2 separate regions of the Homo sapiens genome follow, and region 1 is linked to region 2. A link is a contact called in ENCODE Hi-C or POLR2A ChIA-PET data. All regions are on one chromosome and are shown on one strand. The core of a region is the stretch at or near the end of the contact, and the rest is flanking DNA. Distances in the headings are between cores, read along the strand shown. Region 1 holds the start of BRWD1 (bromodomain and WD repeat domain containing 1). Region 2 holds the start of ITSN1 (intersectin 1).

The links. Hi-C counts contacts between places; a loop is a spot of excess contacts on that map. ChIA-PET counts read pairs that join two places held with the same protein, here RNA polymerase II (POLR2A). Pooled maps may share reads with other maps.
Region 1: a pooled map shows a loop between it and region 2 (15-fold over the local background). The contact joins the promoter of BRWD1 here to the promoter of ITSN1 in region 2. A Hi-C loop is called at or near these places in 1 of 37 single-sample maps with no recorded cell type and 7 of 50 pooled maps. POLR2A ChIA-PET finds 5 or more read pairs at or near these places in 1 of 52 experiments (naive thymus-derived CD4-positive, alpha-beta T cell).

The regions. Positions count from the first base shown.
Region 1 is chr21:39,311,026-39,315,947 of GRCh38, reverse strand. It overlaps BRWD1 (bromodomain and WD repeat domain containing 1), which reads left to right and starts at 2,316. Exons shown (of 41, transcript NM_033656.4): 1 at 2,316-2,505; 2 at 2,649-2,707; 3 at 2,847-2,876; 4 at 3,048-3,107. The coding sequence starts at 2,457. BRWD1-AS2 (BRWD1 antisense RNA 2) reads right to left here and starts at 2,041. Exons shown (of 1, transcript NR_111942.1): 1 at 1,033-2,041. BRWD1-AS1 (BRWD1 antisense RNA 1) reads right to left here and starts at 241. Exons shown (of 3, transcript NR_046655.1): 1 at 133-241. RefSeq lists enhancers at 133-827, 828-1,523 and silencers at 1,833-2,002, 2,253-2,362, 2,433-2,492, 2,603-2,852, 3,043-3,122 and 1 more.
Region 2 is chr21:33,638,422-33,643,821 of GRCh38, reverse strand. It overlaps ITSN1 (intersectin 1), which reads right to left and starts at 1,321. Exons shown (of 40, transcript NM_003024.3): 1 at 1,109-1,321. It overlaps CRYZL1 (crystallin zeta like 1), which reads left to right and starts at 2,081. Exons shown (of 13, transcript NM_145858.3): 1 at 2,081-2,141. RefSeq lists silencers at 563-692, 1,013-1,112, 1,123-1,462 and an enhancer at 1,933-2,342.

The DNA of each region.
Region 1 (4,922 bases), core at 1,067-3,566, 5.7 Mb before region 2:
GTTTGTATGTGCGAAATCCCTTTCCACACATTGTAGCCTGGATAACCCAAACTTCCCTAACATTTCCCCCACGCACAGGCAAGCTGATCTTCTGATATATCTCTGCCCTAAATCGTGTCATTATTTGCTTACATCTGTTTCCCCTAAGAGACGCTGAAGTCTTTGATGGCAAAGCTGTGGCTCATTCCTTTTTTTTTTTTAATCTCCATCACTTGTTAGTGCTTGCTGAATTAACAGATGTAAGGAGTTAACTTACTGTTGCACTAGCTCAAACATATTTAGATTGTTACCTCACAAATAGCTTTTTTTTTTTGGAGACGGAGTCTCGCCTTGTCGCCCAGGCTGGAGTGCAGTGGCGCGATCTCGGTTCACTGCAGCCTCCGCCTCCGGGGTTCAAGCGATTCTCCTGCCTCAGCCTCTCAAGTAGCTGGGACTAGAGGCGCGCACTGCCACACCTGGCTAATTTTTTTATTTTTAGTAGAGACGGGGGTTTCACTATGTTGGCCAGGATGGTCTTGATTTCCTGACCTCGTGATCCGCCTGCCTCGGCCTCCCAAAGTGCTTGGGACTACAGGCGTGAGCCACCATACCCGACAGCCTCACAGATATCTATGTCCATTTATAAATATATATAAAAGCTTTTGGCCAGGCGCAGTGGCTCATGCATGTAATCCCCAGCACTTCGGGAGGCCAAGGCGGGTGGATCACCTGAGGCCAGGAGTTCGAGACCAGCCTGGCCAACATGGTGAAACCCGTCCCTACTAAAAATATAAAAATATAAAAATTAGCCGGACGTGGTGGCGCTTGCCTGCAATTCCAGCTACTCGGGAGGCTGAGGCACAAGAATCGCTGGAACCCGGGAGGCAGAGGTTGCAGTGAGGTGAGATCGCGCCACTGCACTCCAGCCTGAGAGCAAGACCCTGTCTCAAAATAAATAAAAGCTTTTGCTATTTGGTGTAAATAAAAGCCAACTTGTACACGGTGCTTACTGTATACCAGGAACACAAATTCATTAAATCCTCACAACTTTGAGACAGGCACAAATATTATCTGTTTACTAGTGAGGAATTACCTACGGTTTACTAGTAAGGAACACTGAGACCCACAGGTTGTGACTTGCTCAAGGTCAAGCTGGTGGAGCCAAGACAAGGTGCAGGCAGTGAGTCCTGCCCTAGAGTCTGACCCGAACCACATTTAACGTCTATGTGGTGTGTAGGTTATTGCCATGAGTAAGAATCAGAATTGTTAACGCGCATTCCAGGAAGGCAGGGACACCACTGAGTGTTACTGCTGTACTTTAGGGGCCAGAGCAGGGCAGGCTGGATGCGCGGAGGAAACTCATAGTTAGGTCAGAAGCCTGGCAAGACAAGGGAATTTTCTGGTCGTCGTCCACCTCTCCAACCTCACATCCTACTAGTCTTCCAAGAGGATTCTAACTGCACATGACTCCCTAGTTTCCGGCTTCTCTTCCTAAGGAGGGTCTGCGGCCCGTCTGCACCACCCTCTCCCCACAGTCCCGTTTTCCTGTCCATGCTTGGATGGATCCAGCCGAGCCGTCAGCCGCAGCTGCGCGCTGCTCCCCCGACTCGCACCCCCTCGGCGAAGCGCTGCATTTTATGTAATTTTCTGCCGGGCTGCTGGCTTGTGGGGGATGTGGCTGGGTCTCGGCAGCCTTCAGCGCCGCAGACGCTCCGGCAACGCCAGCATACGAGGCCCCCGCCCCAGGAGCGCGGGTCCGGGCGGCGTTCCCCTCTGCGGGAGGCGCGGCGAGCCAATCCTCACTTTAAAAGCTTTCCTGTCCTCGAAGCGAGGGGTCTTCCGTGCGGGGCAAGACGCACTGGCCCCAGACGACCGGTCCGTGAAATGACCCTTCCGAGCGACCCGGAGCGGGCGACCTTGCCCAACCCGCGACTCGGGGCCCCTGCGGTCCCGCGTAGAGGACCCAGGTCCCACGGGGGGCGGCGGTGAATCGCCCCCTCTTGTGGCCGCGCTTCCGCCCCCGGCACCCGCCCGCTGCTGGGCCACCCGGCGTCGCGCTGCCGCCTCACAAAGCCCGGGCAGCCGCCTCATTGCGCGCAGGGATTCGGACCACGCGCCCTCCCCTCCCCCACTCGCTGCTGCGGCGCCCAGGTCTTTGCCTCCGCGTCACTTTCTCCTCATCGAGTCCCCGGAGGCAGAGAGCTGAGCGAGGTTCGCCTCCCCGGGCGGGACACGAGCTCCGGTCCTCTCTTGGCGCAAACCCCCGCCCCCCGCGGAGGGACTACTTTTCGTCTCCCGCGGAGGAACTACTTCCTCCCCCGCGGAGGCGTCGGTCCAGGCGGCGCGCACGGTATGGCGGCGGCGGCGGCGGCGGCGGCGCGCGCCTGAGAAGAGGGGACGCCAGCCCGGTCAGGCCTCGGCGCGGCCTACACGCTCCGCTCGCTCGCTCGCTCCCGCCTCCCGCCCCGCGCCCGGCCATGGCGGAGCCGTCGTCCGCCCGACGCCCGGTGCCTCTCATCGAGTCGGGTAAGACGCGAGGCCGTGCCACCCCCGCCCTGGCGCTCCCGGCTGCTTCGGCTTCCCCGGCTCCCCGGGCTCCCCCGGCTCCCCTGGCCCCGTCCCCCTCCCCTCCCCGCCGGGGCTTGACCTGACTCCTTGTCTTCCCGCAGAGCTGTACTTCCTTATCGCCCGGTACCTATCGGCGGGCCCGTGTCGGAGAGCGGCCCAGGTGAGTGCGGGCCCGCGGGCGGCTGCGGACTTGGCGTCCCCAGTGTCCCCGCCGCCGGGGGTCGCGGGTGGTGGGCGGGGGTGAAACGGGAGCGCCCCGGGCCCGACCCCACCCCTGACCGCGCGTCTCTCGGCCGCAGGTGCTGGTGCAGGAGCTGGAGCAGTACCAGGTCTGTGCGCGCCCGTCCCCGCGCTCCCTCGGGTTCCTCCTGCCGACCTTGCCCTGAGGGATGCTCGCCCGCGCCCCCCGCCCGCCGCCCGCCGCCCGCCCCCGGCCCCCCGCCCCCCGCCCCCCCCGCGCCGGAGGGGTGGTCACTCGTGTGCGTTTCGTGTCTTTCCAGTTGTTGCCGAAGAGATTGGACTGGGAGGGCAACGAGCACAACAGGAGCTACGAGGAGTTGGTGAGCATTGGGCACGTTTGCTCCCCGGGTTTTCCGTGCACCGCCCCCCGCCCCCGCCCCTTCCCCTCGCGGGGACCCCGGCCCGTGGGGTGCAAAGTGTGACCCGCACTGGGGGGCGGCCCGGGGATAGCTGCGTTCCCGGCTGAAGATTTTGTTTTGTTTTTGAGGCGGCCAGGTTTGTTTTGGCAGGAAACAGTCATTGGGGGCGGCGCGGGGCGGAGCGGTGGGGGCGACTCGCGGAGGTCCTGCGGCAGGGGTGGGGCTCCAGGTGCGGCCGCCTCTGCGGGGGTGTGGCGTGCGCAGCCAGCCATTCAACTGGGCGGTTTCATTCGCTTCCCCGCTCCACCGCGCTTGTAACTCGCGCTCTGATTGGCCTCGCTGCTCTTGCCCCGCCCGGGTCTGTCCCCCCACTTGTTCCCTAGGAATAGAATCATTGGTCTCTGAAGGTGGAGAAATGTTCTTGTGTTGAGCTTTTTATTTTTTGTTTTGTCAGCAGCGTCATAAAAATCTTGCAGCTGTATGAATATGCCACTGTAGTGCTTGTGCTCCTTTCTACTGTACAATATTTGTTGAACGCAGTAGTTGATTGATGAGTTTCACACTGATCTTGTAGATAACACAATAAAGTGCTTTAAATAGGCACTTTTCTTTTGAGCTCGGTTAATCTTGCATTACAGTCTCATTTCTTTTGTGAACTTGGTTAATGTTTCTATATAACTTGCTTTTATCTATAGTTACAGCAGTTGCAGGGATTCGTTTGTTTTTACTGGAGACATTTTTCAGGAATATATTTTTGCCGTTTCGTTATTAGGATAAAGGAATTCATTAATTGCCAGGCCATATTCAGCATCTTGTATAAGGAAAACAATTGAGAAAGAAAAGAGCTTCTGAGTGATCTTTTACCACAGTTGGAAGACCTGTAACACTTGAGTGGTAGAGTATGGTGGCAAGTGAAAAGAAGAAAAAAAAGTGGTAGAAGATTACTGGTTTTGAATTAGACAACAGAAGAGACCAGAGGATGTGTTATTTCCATGAACAGTTAACACTTGAAGCCTGGTGCAAGTAATAAATAATTTTAATATTTGCTTTCTTAGATTTTGAAGTAAACACTTTAACAGTGGATGTTTTCAAGGGAATGAGTTCTAAAAATTCTGATGGCAATGTGTTGAGTTTGACATTTTGAGATAGTTTATTTTTGTAAACGTTGAGGAAACATTTAAAGGATGCCCTCTTTTAGTTTTCTTCACGGATAATATAGCCTTATCGGTGAAGCGGAAAAGCATTACTGGTTATGACGCTGTTGTCGTGCTACCTGAGAGAAAATAACTTGAAACAAATGTAGTGCTGTAACTACTGGAAAAGTTACTTTTAAAATACATTTATAGGGGCTGGGTGCAGTGGCTCATGGCTGCAATCTCAGCACATTAGGAGGCCGAGGTGGGAGGATCACTTGAGGCCAGGAGTTCAGACCAACTCTTGTCTCCACAAAGAATAAGTAACAGAAAATTAGGCGGCTGTGGTGGTGCGTGCCTGTAGTCCCAGCTATTTCGGAGGCTGAGGCGGAAGGATCACTTGACTCTGGGAGTTTGAGGCTGCATTGAACTATCCTCCTGCCACTGCATTCCAGCCTGGGAGATGGAGCAAGGCCTAGTTTCTTTTTTTTAAAAAAAAAATTTATATAAATTTTTTGGCTTTTGTTGGTAGAATTGCTTAAAACCCTACTTACTATTGTTTAAAATCACTTAAATTCTGTGATAATATGGCTGTGATTTGGCTATGACATATGGCATCTATCATTGCCTCCCTGATTTGGTC
Region 2 (5,400 bases), core at 72-2,571:
GCCTTGCCTTTATTATCTGTACGTTTTGATCAAGAGGAGCAGCAAGAGAAGAATGCCAACAGACAAGCACAAAGAAACGCATCTGGCCGGAGCCTGCATGTATCTAAATTTCCAGGTTGCTGCTGCCCTCAGAATAGCACTGATGATGGCAAAGTTCTAGAGGAAACTTTCATATTGAAGAGGCTATAAAAATCTCTATAGCCTCCAACTCCACAGAGAAGCCGCTAATCTATTTCTTCCAAAGCAAAGCCTTCTTGAGTCTGAATCACAACAAAAGATTGCCCATAGGAAATGTAATCTCCGAAGTTGTTTTCTAATCCCAAGGCAAGCAGAAGCGCAGGAAGGTGCGGCCGATTCCTCGCCGGTTTCCTTTTTTTGGGAATTCGGATTGCATTCGTGCAAGCAAGGGACTGCAATTGTGTCTTGGGTCCACACCACAAAACCGTGTCGGTGCGTAAGAAGGGAAGGGACGCGGCGGACCCGGGGACGCGCTCACAGGGCGCGGAAGACGCTCCCCTTTAAATGCCTTCAGGGGCGGCCCCGCGGCGCGCCCTGGGGCCGAACGGCATTGCCTGCCCTTCACTGACCCAGGATTCTGCAGGCTTGCGAGCGAGGGGCCGAGGAAGGAGCCGGGGCTCCAGGCAGAGGCGGCGCCGCTCCCGCCAACGCGGGTCCCCGGGAGGCCGGCGGGAGGCGAGGCCGGGCCGCCCCTCGCCGGCGGCCGAGGGCAGCGAGGTCAGCCCGGGAAGGAGCGGCCGCCCGGGGTCCCCGCGAGAGGAGGGAGCCCGCTCGGCGGCGGGGCCGCGGCGCCCATTCATCCCCACGCCCGTCCCGCGGCCGCCACCCCACGGCCCACCGCGGCCCCCGGCCTCCCAGTGCGGGTCCGCCCGCCACTCCGCCGCCACCCCCGAGGACGGGAAGGACAAGGCAGAGGGGCAGCCGCTGCCGTCTCTCGGGCGCGCGGCGAGGGGCTAAGGGCGGCCGGGGAGACAAGCGCCGGGCGCGGGACGGATGCCCCGGGCAGCCATCGCGCAGACCCCCGCGCCGACCCCCGCCCCCGCTGCAGCCGCCCGTGGTCCAGGCCGCCGCCTTGCAGCCCTCTCCTCACCTCATCTCCGGGCGGGTCCGCGCTGCCGCCCCAGGGACAAATCAGTGCCGCTCACGCGCCGCTGGGAGGGACGCAGGAGCCGCAGCCCCGCACACCATCCCCGCCCGCCTCTCTGTCCGTCCCGGAGCCCGCTCGGGATTCTTCCTCGCGAGCCGCCGTACTACGGAGCAACCAAGCTACGCTCCCTCCCCTGGCGCCTCCACTCTTCTCTACCTCCTTCGCTCCCTCCCTCGCTCCCTCGCTCCCGCCTATCTCCTCATCTCCCTCCGCTGCCTCCCCCGCCCCCCATCCACCATCCATCTCCGCCCATAAGTGGGTGGGGAAACCGCCAGCCAATTGGAAGAAGGGGCCCGCACCTTCTCACCACCCCCTACCACTGGCCCCGCCCACCGTGCGAACCCAAAGAGGGTGAGCCAAAGAAATGTAAGACAACAGAGTGACAAGCCGAATGAGCCAATCAGCAGGGGCTGTGTGGGGGCAGGATTAGCACTCTCCCCCTCCTCCCCATGTAGGCGTAACAGGAGATTTATGGTCTGAGGTTGCCTATCGTGGTTTATGGAGATTTTGTTGCACGATTTCGGTGCATCTGCTCGTTGCCGTGAGAGACACTAGATAGGATGCACTTAATTGACTTAATTATTGGAGGTTTTCAAGGAGAGAATAATGTGGAAAGGAAAAAGGCGAAGCACAACCCAAAGGGGTTGGCCGGGCCTATGGTTGGAATGAGGAAGGGTGTGGTCTTCGGCTAAAATTTGCATAAAACGGAACCCATCCGGGCGATTCCAACTTCGCCCATTTATTGGTAGTCCTTGGGGCGGGGCCTCGCCTCTTTCTCCGCCCCCGAGCGGAACATGACGGGAGATGTAGTTCCGAGACCGGTTGCCATGGCGTTCTGGACAGCCTCGCGAGTCCGACCCCGCCCTTCAGGAGTGACGAGCGGCCTGACCAATGGGAGCAGGGGGCGGGCTCTCTGACGAAGGACTGGAAGGTGGCGGTGGTGAAGGTGCAGGCCGTTGGGGCGGCTCAGAGGCAGGTGAGCCCCGGGAAACGCGTCCTGTGTCTTGGGAAACGGGCCTTTAAGCGAAAGGTGGAGAGATGCCCCACAGAACCGTGCAGCCCTGGGGAGGATGGTGGTTCGCGTCGAACCCTAACCTGGGACTTGTTCGGGCCCAGGCCTAGCTTAGCTGAGGCCGCTGAGGGGTGGGTAAGACTAGATTTGAGGGACAGTTTCCTGGACCTTGACGGGTTTTGATTGTAGGTCTTATCTCAGTTTGCATCTCCCTCTACTTTTATGGAGGCAGAGGTCTGGGAGTGCCCTTCCACTTAATCTCCCAGGTTGGGTTTTTCTCCTCTGCTTCTTGTTCCTAGAATTTGAGTGTCTTTTTCTTTCTCTGTTACTTCTTCTCAGCCACTTCTTTCTTCCTCATCACTTTGCTGTTTTCGGAAAGCAGTTAGTAGTTATTCGCTGTATGTGGCTTTTGAGCCAGATCGGCCCTCTTCATTATGCTAAACGGCGGAATCATCTGGAGCGAGATGTAAGCATCGCCTTGGGATAGGTCTGGGTCGGGGCCGAACATCTGCGTTTCTAAGAAGCTCCCAGGTGCTGCTGTCCACGTTATGAGTAGAAAGGTTTTACCTGAACTCTGTCCAGTACAAATATAATGCGAGTCCCTTATGTCATTTTAATTTTGGGGTAGCTACATTTAAAAAGTGAAAAGAAACACGTGAAATTAATTTTAATTATATGTTTCATTTAGCCTAGTATATCTGAGACATTATCATTTCAACGCTTAAACAAATATTTAAAAATTGAGATTTTACGTTCTTTTCTTCGTATTAAATCTTCAAAATTAAATTAAAAAATTAATTCTTCAAAATTAAATCTTCAAAATCTGATGTGTATTTTCCACTTAACAGCGCATCTCAATTCCGACTAGACACAGTTGGAGTGCTCAATAGCCACCTGTGCTAGTGGCTGCTACAGTAGCCTACTGCAGAAATTAAAAGGTGGGAAAAATAAGGTTGCATTGACCAAACCCTTTGCAACTCTATGAGATGGGATTCAGAACTACTTTAGAGATTCTCTGTAATTGAGATGTGCCCAATTTACAGAAATAATAGTCAAAATAGCCAACATTTCTGAAAGTATGATGTTGCGCTGAGTGCTTTGCAGGTATTATTTAATCCTTATGGCAACCCTCTGAGATAACTGCTATTATTATCTAAGATATGGGATCTCAGGCCCAGAAAGGTTAAAATTAAGTAGCCCAAAGTCATACCGCTAATAAGTAGGAAAGCCCCGATTCAAACTCGGGTCAGTTATGACTTCTAAATCAGATCCCGCAGCCATTGCAGTGTATAATTACTACCTTTTATCACTAATTTCCCTTATCGATGCCTCTGTTCCAGCTTACAGCAGGGGATAAGACGTTTAGATTTGAAAGTGAGGTAGTTCGCCATACAAGATAAAGCTGCCAGCCTTGTGCAATGAAATATTTCTAAGATTAACTATGCTCTTTTTGTAGACCCAATGAACTACATTGAGCTCAGGAGAGTTTTATGAGCAGAAGAGCAAAAATACACATATTGGCCGAGCGTGGTGGCTCACGCCTGTAATCCCAGCACTTTGGGAGGCCTAGGCGGGTGGATCACTTGAGGCCAGGAGTTCGAGACCAGCCTGGCCAACATGGTGAAACCCCGTGTCTACTAAAAATACAGAAATTAGCCGGGCATGGTGGTGCACGCCTGTAATTCCAGCTACTCAGGAGGCTGAGGCAGGAGAATTGCTTGAACCCGGGAGGCGGAGGTTACAGTGAGCCAAGATCACGACCACCACACTCTAGCCTGGGCAACAGAGTGAGACCCTGTCTCAAAAAAAAAAAAAAAAATACACATCTATATATGCTAAAATATGGTATTTTACAAAAAAAAAAGTCTTCCATTTTATGCATAATAAAGACATGAAATTATTTTCTCTTGATTTTTGAATTAGTAAATATTTAATCAAAATTACAATTCATATTTTTCATTTGAAGCAAGAAGTGGTTTCTCTACAATCCTCTAGTGAACTGGAAAATTAAGCATTTACAAACTTCAATAATGTTAGTAGGTGGAAAAGAAAGTCAGTTAAATGGATTGGAGGGGAGCGAGTAACTGTTGTGTGGTAGAGTTTCGGGAGGATCCCTCAATTAGTTATTCTCATCACCAGAGGCCTCCACCTGCATTGTCCCAGAGTCACATAATTAAGCCACCTTATAAAGGGAAGACTCATTCATCACACCGTTCGCTCCCTTGTTCCCCAGTAGTACAATATAGGAAAATAAGATGCTCATTCAAAAATATAAATGAAAGTTAAGTTTCTGTTGTTCTGGATCATATTATATTAAATAGCCCTACATTGAATAGTAACTGGATCAGAGATTTTCAGATCTTTGGGATAATGACCATCCCACGTCTCCAACCCCCAGAGATATGGGTGGGGAATTGGTCATGTAAGAAACCCTAGACTCTTAAGTCAAAATGCCACCTGAAAATCAACAGATAATAAAATAAATCCCTCATGGAGGTGGGGAGGTCATCAAAAATTCTTTTGAGATCCAAAAGAGTTCTTTGTTGAGAGCCACTGTAGGCAAAAAAGAAACAATTTTCCTTTTCTGCTCCTTTATCTATCTTTAGATCTCAAGTTGCATAAGATGTAGAGATTATGCCACACATGTATAAATTCAATCGAATATGCCTTGATAATATTTATCAAGATTGTCACAATTAGAAGAGAACTAAATGGTCATTTGATCCACCTGTCCCACTCAGTTGACTCTGGAATCTGCTTTATGAAGCCTGTGTAATATGTACCCATCCTCTGTTTCAGTCCCTCTAGTGATAGGGACCATCTAATGTTACGCATTTTCCATTTAGTTTTAAGTTATAATGCCTAAAGTTCTTATATTATCAGCTGGAATTGCTTTACAAGGTTTAGCCAGATATAAGCCACTGTCACAATATCTCCTGTGCCCATCTTATATAATAACAGGCACAAAAGAGCACTGCAGTTGTGCACAGCAAAACACCCAAAACACCTGTGGACTCATTGCTAGTGCAAAGTGTCCTTTGAATATACATATTTCTAGAGACTGTTGACTATACCATGTAGAGATATCCTCAACTGTTATAACCATGCATTCACTACCCTCTTTAAGAAGCAGGCCAAGTGCAGTGGCTCACGCCTGTAATCCCAGCACTTTGGGAAGCCGAGGTGGGTGGATCAGGAGGTCAGGAGTTCGAGACCAGCCTGG